Regions from separate parts of the Homo sapiens genome. Here region 1 is linked to region 2. The links are chromatin loops, found by intact Hi-C in ENCODE. Cell type or tissue: MCF 10A. All regions are shown on one strand. Links, peaks and the distances in the headings refer to the core of each region. The heading gives the core; the rest is flanking DNA.

Evidence for each region. A loop is a pair of places that touch in the nucleus more often than their neighbours do. Peaks named below come from ENCODE experiments on the same cell type or tissue, not always from the same donor. Only the 100,000 strongest peaks of a DNase experiment are listed, where the experiment ranks them.
Region 1: it touches region 2 in a loop (2.0-fold over the local background); 3 of 110 quality-filtered maps call a loop at or near these places.

The regions. Positions count from the first base shown.
Region 1 is chr3:52,635,101-52,638,017 of GRCh38, forward strand. All of the region lies in intron 11 of PBRM1 (polybromo 1), which reads right to left. Among named protein-coding and RNA genes, the nearest start is that of PBRM1, 49 kb to the right of the region's middle. In MCF 10A, for the core only: no CTCF peak of the experiment used is centred there; a DNase peak (open chromatin) is centred at 1,711.
Region 2 is chr3:52,563,628-52,566,544 of GRCh38, forward strand. PBRM1 (polybromo 1) reads right to left here. Exons shown (of 32, transcript NM_001405607.1): 25 at 423-606. Among named protein-coding and RNA genes, the nearest start is that of UQCC5, 28 kb to the left of the region's middle. In MCF 10A, for the core only: no CTCF peak of the experiment used is centred there; no DNase peak of the experiment used is centred there.

The sequences.
Region 1 (2,917 bases), core at 175-2,674, 71 kb after region 2:
TTTTTCAGTAGAGATGGGGTTTCGTCATGTTGCCCAGACTGGTCTCAAGGTCCTGAGCTTAGGCAATCTGCCAGCCTCAGCCTCCTAAAGTGCTGGGATTACAGGTGTGAGCCACCACGCCTGGCCCTTTTTTAAAAAAATTCTAAGATAAAGGGAATAATTACTTTAAAAAAATAGTCTCTAAGGCTGGGTGTGATGGCTCACGCCTGTAATCCCAGCACTTTTGAGAGGCCAAGGTGGGTGAATCACAAGGTCAGGAGTTCGAGACCAGCGTGGCCAACATGGTGAAACCCCGTCTCTACTAAAAATACAAAAATTAGCTGGGCATGGTGGCATGCACCTGTAATCCCAGCTACTCAGGAGGCTGAGGCAGAAGAATTGCTTGAACCCAGAAGGCGGAGGTTGCAGTGAGCCGAGATTACACCACTGTACTCCAGCCTGGGTGACGGATGAAGACTCCATCTCAAAAACAAATACAAAAACAAAAAAACCTCTCAAATGTTTATTAAAGATAATGCTAAAAAGGCTTAACATAATTGCATGTTTAGAGAAATATTACATAGAAATAGAATATTAAATAGTAAAAGTACAATAGTTTTAAAGGTTGCAAAACAGTTTCTTTCTGAAATGTGCTTTCTTCAGAGACTGTTTGCTATGCTTGGCCAAAAGGAGCAAGTAACCATTCAGAGATCCCAGAACTAAAACAGTAACATGAAGTTTAAGATAGTATAAATTTAGATTGGGCTGATTCTTTTTTATTTATTTCTTATTTATTTATTTTTGAGACGGGGTCTCACTCTGTCGCCAGGCTGGAGTGCAGTGGCGTGATCCTGGCTCACTGCAACCTCCGCCTCCTGAGTTCAAATGATTCTCCTGCCTCAGCCTCCTGAGTAGCTGGGACTACAGGCATGTGCCACCACGCCTGGCCAATTTGGTTTTTTTTTGTATTTTTAGTAGAGATGGGGTTTCACCATATTAGCCAGGATGGTCTCGATCTCCTGACCTCGTGATCTGCCCGCCTCGGCCTCCCAAAGTGCTGGGATTACAGGCGTGAGCCACCACGCCCAGCCTAGATTGGGCTGATTCTATCAGACATGATTTAGCCTTAAATCTCTGTGACTTTGCCCACTGATTTAAAACATCCCCCAGGACTATTCCCTTGCTGAGGGAATTTTTAGGTAGAAGCAAATCATAAAAACACCAAAGCAAACAAAACGTAATTATTTTTATAAAAATAAAAAATATGTTGCTCATTTCCCCAAACTCCTAAACAGTGTGTAAGGACCATAATTTAAATTTTTCTTGATGGATCAGAATAAACATATAGTTGCTATGTACTCTCAGGTAAGAACCATAATCATTTATTAAGAATTTAGGCTGGGCACGGTGGCTCATGCCTGTAATCCCAGCACTTTGGGAGGCCAAGGCGGGCAAATCATGAGGTCAGTAGTTCAAGACCAGCCTGGCCAACATGATGAAACCCCGTCTCTACTAAAAATAAAAAAAATTAGCCGGGTGTGGTGGCAGGTGACTGTAATCCCAGCTACTCGGGAGGCTGAGGCAGGAGAATCACTTGAAACCAGAAGGCGGAGATTGTAGTAAGCAGGGATTACACCACTGTACTCCAGCCTGGGCAAAAGAGTGAAACTCTGTCTCCAAAAAAAAAAAAAAAAAAAAAAAAAAAAAGAATTTAATTAGGCCAGGCGCAGTGACTCACACTTGTAATCCTGCCTGGGCGACAGAGTGAGACTCCGCCTTAAAAAAAAAAAAAAGAATTTAATTATGTGTTAAGAGCTTGATAAGTACCAGCCTCAGGTAATCCTAAAACCAACACACAAGATGGGTATTATTTCTTTTTCAAATGGGAAAACTGGGCATATGAGGTTAATTACTTGCACAAGTTCAGCCACCACATAAAGCAGTTGAAGGGGATTAGGAACCAGAGTCATGGAGCTAGAAGCAGATAAGAATTTGAAACTAGTCTTTTCTGACTCTAATACCTCTGATCTCTCCCCTAAAGAGCCTGCAGTTGGATTTACACCTAGGTATATATTTTGTTGCTACTGTAAGCGGCATCTTTTAAAAAAACTGTCAACTGTAATCCTTATACATCTTTTCTGATCCTTACACCTTATTGTTGTCACTGTAGGCTGGCTAGTACTGTGACCAACAAAGGTAACAGTATTACCTTGTTTCTGTTGGTAAGGGAAATGCTGTTACCTTTTCTCCATTAAAAATGGAGATACCCTTGGTGGGCACTGTGGCTCACACATGTAACCCCAACAATTCGAGAGGCAGAGGTGGGTAGCCTGCCTGAGCTCAGGCGTTTGAGACCAGTATGGGCAAAATGATGAAACTCCATCTCTATCACAAATATAAAAAATTTGCTGGGTGTGGTGGCATGTGCCTGTGGTCCCAGCTACGCCAGAGGCTGATGTGGAAAGATTGCTTGAGCCTCGGAGGTGGAGGTTGCAGTGAGCTGAGATCACGCCACTGCACTCCAGCCTGGGTGACACAGTAAAACCCAGTCTCAAGAAAAAAAGAAGGCTGGGCGCAGTAGCTCATGCTTGTAATCCTAGCACTTTGGGAGGCTGAGGCGGGCGGATCATTTGAGGCCAGGAGTTCGAGATCAGCCTGGCCAACATGGCAAAACCATGTCTCTACTAAAAATACAAAAAAAAAAAAAAAAAAAAAAAATTAGCCGGGCATGGTGACGGGCTCCTATAATCCTAGCTACCCGGAGGCTGAGGCAGGAGAATCACTTGAACCTGGGAGGCAGAGGTTGCCATGAGCGGGGATTGCGCCATTGCACTCCAGCCTGGGCAACAACAGCGAAACTCCGTCTCAAGAGAAAAGAAAAAAGAAAAAAAGGAGATACTTTATATCAATATCCCCCTCTCTTACTAGTTAGCAAATA
Region 2 (2,917 bases), core at 181-2,680:
GAGTTTAAATGTGTATTTATGAAATTACTTGTACTTAGAGATGCTTGTTTTTAAATAATTATGCTGAATATCCACAAAAGTATTGTGTCCAAAGTTGGGATCTAGTTGCCTATACACAGCAAAAAGAGTTTTCATAATCTGTGGAACTGAGAAATCTCCTGACAGGATATAAACCAGAACCAAGTGTTTCTGCCTCATTCCACAATTATTGGAGTCTACGCCAAGGGCACTATTAGAGCAGCCACCAGGTCCCAGCAGATTATGAAGTCTTTCCTTTAATCTTTAAGTGAATAAATATTTTCTATTTGAAATATTTACTACTCTAGTTTAAGATCTAATAAAAAATTAAAAACACTGGACTACACTATGTTGCTATCAGTTAATGGAAGTGCTCTTTTTTCCTTAAGTTTTTCAAGCTTTACCTGAAGTAGTAAATTTCATCATCTACCACTTTAGCAGAGAGTGAAAACCTCTTCAATCCTTTGAATTTCTTCATCTGCTTGTCGCTCTCATTGTAGCGGCTCTCACAAAGCAGAATGTCATTTTCTGGTATTTCAGTTGGCCTGCAGGAGAGGAAGTCCTTGAATGACAACACAGCACACTTTCCTGAAAGAGAAAATTAGAAAGAAATTAAAGGAGTAAACTGTGGTCATAGTTACTAACTGTTTTAACATTTTATTATTTTTGGATGAATACATTCATATAATTAACAATTTTAAAGATATGAAAGGGGCTAGGCATGGTGGCTCAAGCCTGTAATCTCAGCACTTTGAGAGGCTGAAGTGGGCAGATCTCTTGAGCTCAGGAGTTTGAGACCAGCCTGGGCAACATAGTGAGACCCCCAAATTCTACAAAAAAATACAAAAAATTAGCTGGATGTTGTGGTGCATGCCTGTGGTCCCAGCTACTCGGGAGGCTGAGGTGGGAATCATCTGAGTCTGGGAAGTCTGAGTCTGAGGCTACAGTGAGCTGTGATTGCACTACTGCACTCCAGCCTGGGTGACAGAGTGAGACCCTATCTCAAGAAAAAAAAAAAAAGATATAATACAATATGTATTGGCATAAGGATAGAATATATAGGTCAATGGAATAGAACTGAAAGTGTAGAAATAAACCAATATAATAGGGCTTTTATGGATAATTGATTTTTGATAAGGGTTCCAAGACAATTCATTGGGGGAAAGAACACTCTTTTCAACAGATGGTACGGTACCAGGACAACTGGATTTCCACTTCTGCACATGAATGCAGTTGAACTCCTACCTCCTATCATATATAAAAATTAATTTGGCCAGGCGCAGTGGCTCATGCCTGTAATCCCAGTACTTTGGGGAGGCCGAGGCAGCAGAAACACGAGGTCAAGAGATCGAGACCGTCCTTGGCCAACATGATGAAACCCCATCTCTACTAAAAATACAAAAATTAGCTGGGCGTGGTGGCGTGCACCTGTACTCCCAGCTACTCAGGAAGCTGAGGCAGGAAAATTGCTTGAACCTGGAAGGCGGAGGTTGCAGAGAGCCAGGATGACGCCACTGCACTCCAGCCTGAGCGAAAGAGCGAGACTCCGTCTCAAAAAAAAAAAATTAATTCAAAATGGGCTGGGTGCAGTGGCTCATGCCTGTAATCCCAGCACTTTGGGAGGCCGAGGAGGGTGGATCACCTGAGGTCAGGAGTTCGAGACCAGCCTGGCCAACATGGTGAAACCTCGTCTCTACTAAAAATACAAAAAAATTAGCTGGGCTTGGTGGTGCGCTCCTGTAAGCCCAGCTACTCAGGAGGCTGAGGCAGAAGAATTGCTTGAACCCGGAAGGCAGAGGCTGCAGTGAGCCAAGAGCACCCCAGTGCACTCCAGCCTGGGCAATAGAGCGAGACTCAGTCTCAAAAAAAAAAAAAGGGGCTTTATCAAAATTAAGAACTTTTGTGCTCCAAAGGATACTATCAAGAAAGTGAAAAGATAAGCCATAGAAGAAAATATTTGCAAATCATATATCTAGTAAGAGTCTAGTATACAGAATATATATTCCTACAACTCAACATTAAGACAAATATATAACCCAATTAAAAAATGTGCAAAAGATATAAATTGACATTTCTCTAAAAAAAGACATACGAATGTCCAATAGGCACATGAAACAATGCTTAGCCAGGCGCAGTGGCTCATGTCTGTAATCCCAGCACTTTGGGAGGCCGAGGCGGGTGGATCATGAGGTCAGGAGATCGAGACCGTCCTGGCTAACACGGTGAAACCCCGTCTCTACTAACAGTACAAAAAATTAGCGGGGTGTGGTTGCAGGCGCCTGTAGTCCCAGCTAGTCATGAGGCTGAGGCAGGAGAATGGCCTGAACCCAGGAGGCGGAGCTTGCAGTGAGCCGAGATTGCGCCACTGCACTCCAGCCTGGGCGAAAGAGCGAGACTCTGTCTCAAAACAAAACAAAACAAAACAAAAAAAACACAATGCTTAACAGCATTCATCATCAGGAAAATCAAATCAAAACGGCAATGTAATACTACTTCACACCCCATTAAGATGCCTGTATTAAAAAAAAAACCCAAAACAGAAAATAACAAGTGGTGGTAAGGATGTGAAGAAAATGGAACCCTTGTATCTTGGTGGGACTGTAAAATGGTGCAGCTGCTGTGGAAAATATTTAGGCAGTTTCTCCAAAAAGTTAAACACTGAGTTACCATATGACCTCGCAATTCTATTTCTAGGTATATATCCAAAAGAAATCAGAGGATCAACTACTTGTACACCACTGGTAAGAGCAGTTTTACTCACAATAGCTAAAATGTGAAAACAACCTACATGTCCATTAACAGATGTAGTATACATATAATGGAATATACAGCCTTAGGAATAAAATTCTGATATATGATACAACATGGATGAGCCTTGAAAACATTAGGCTAAGTAAAA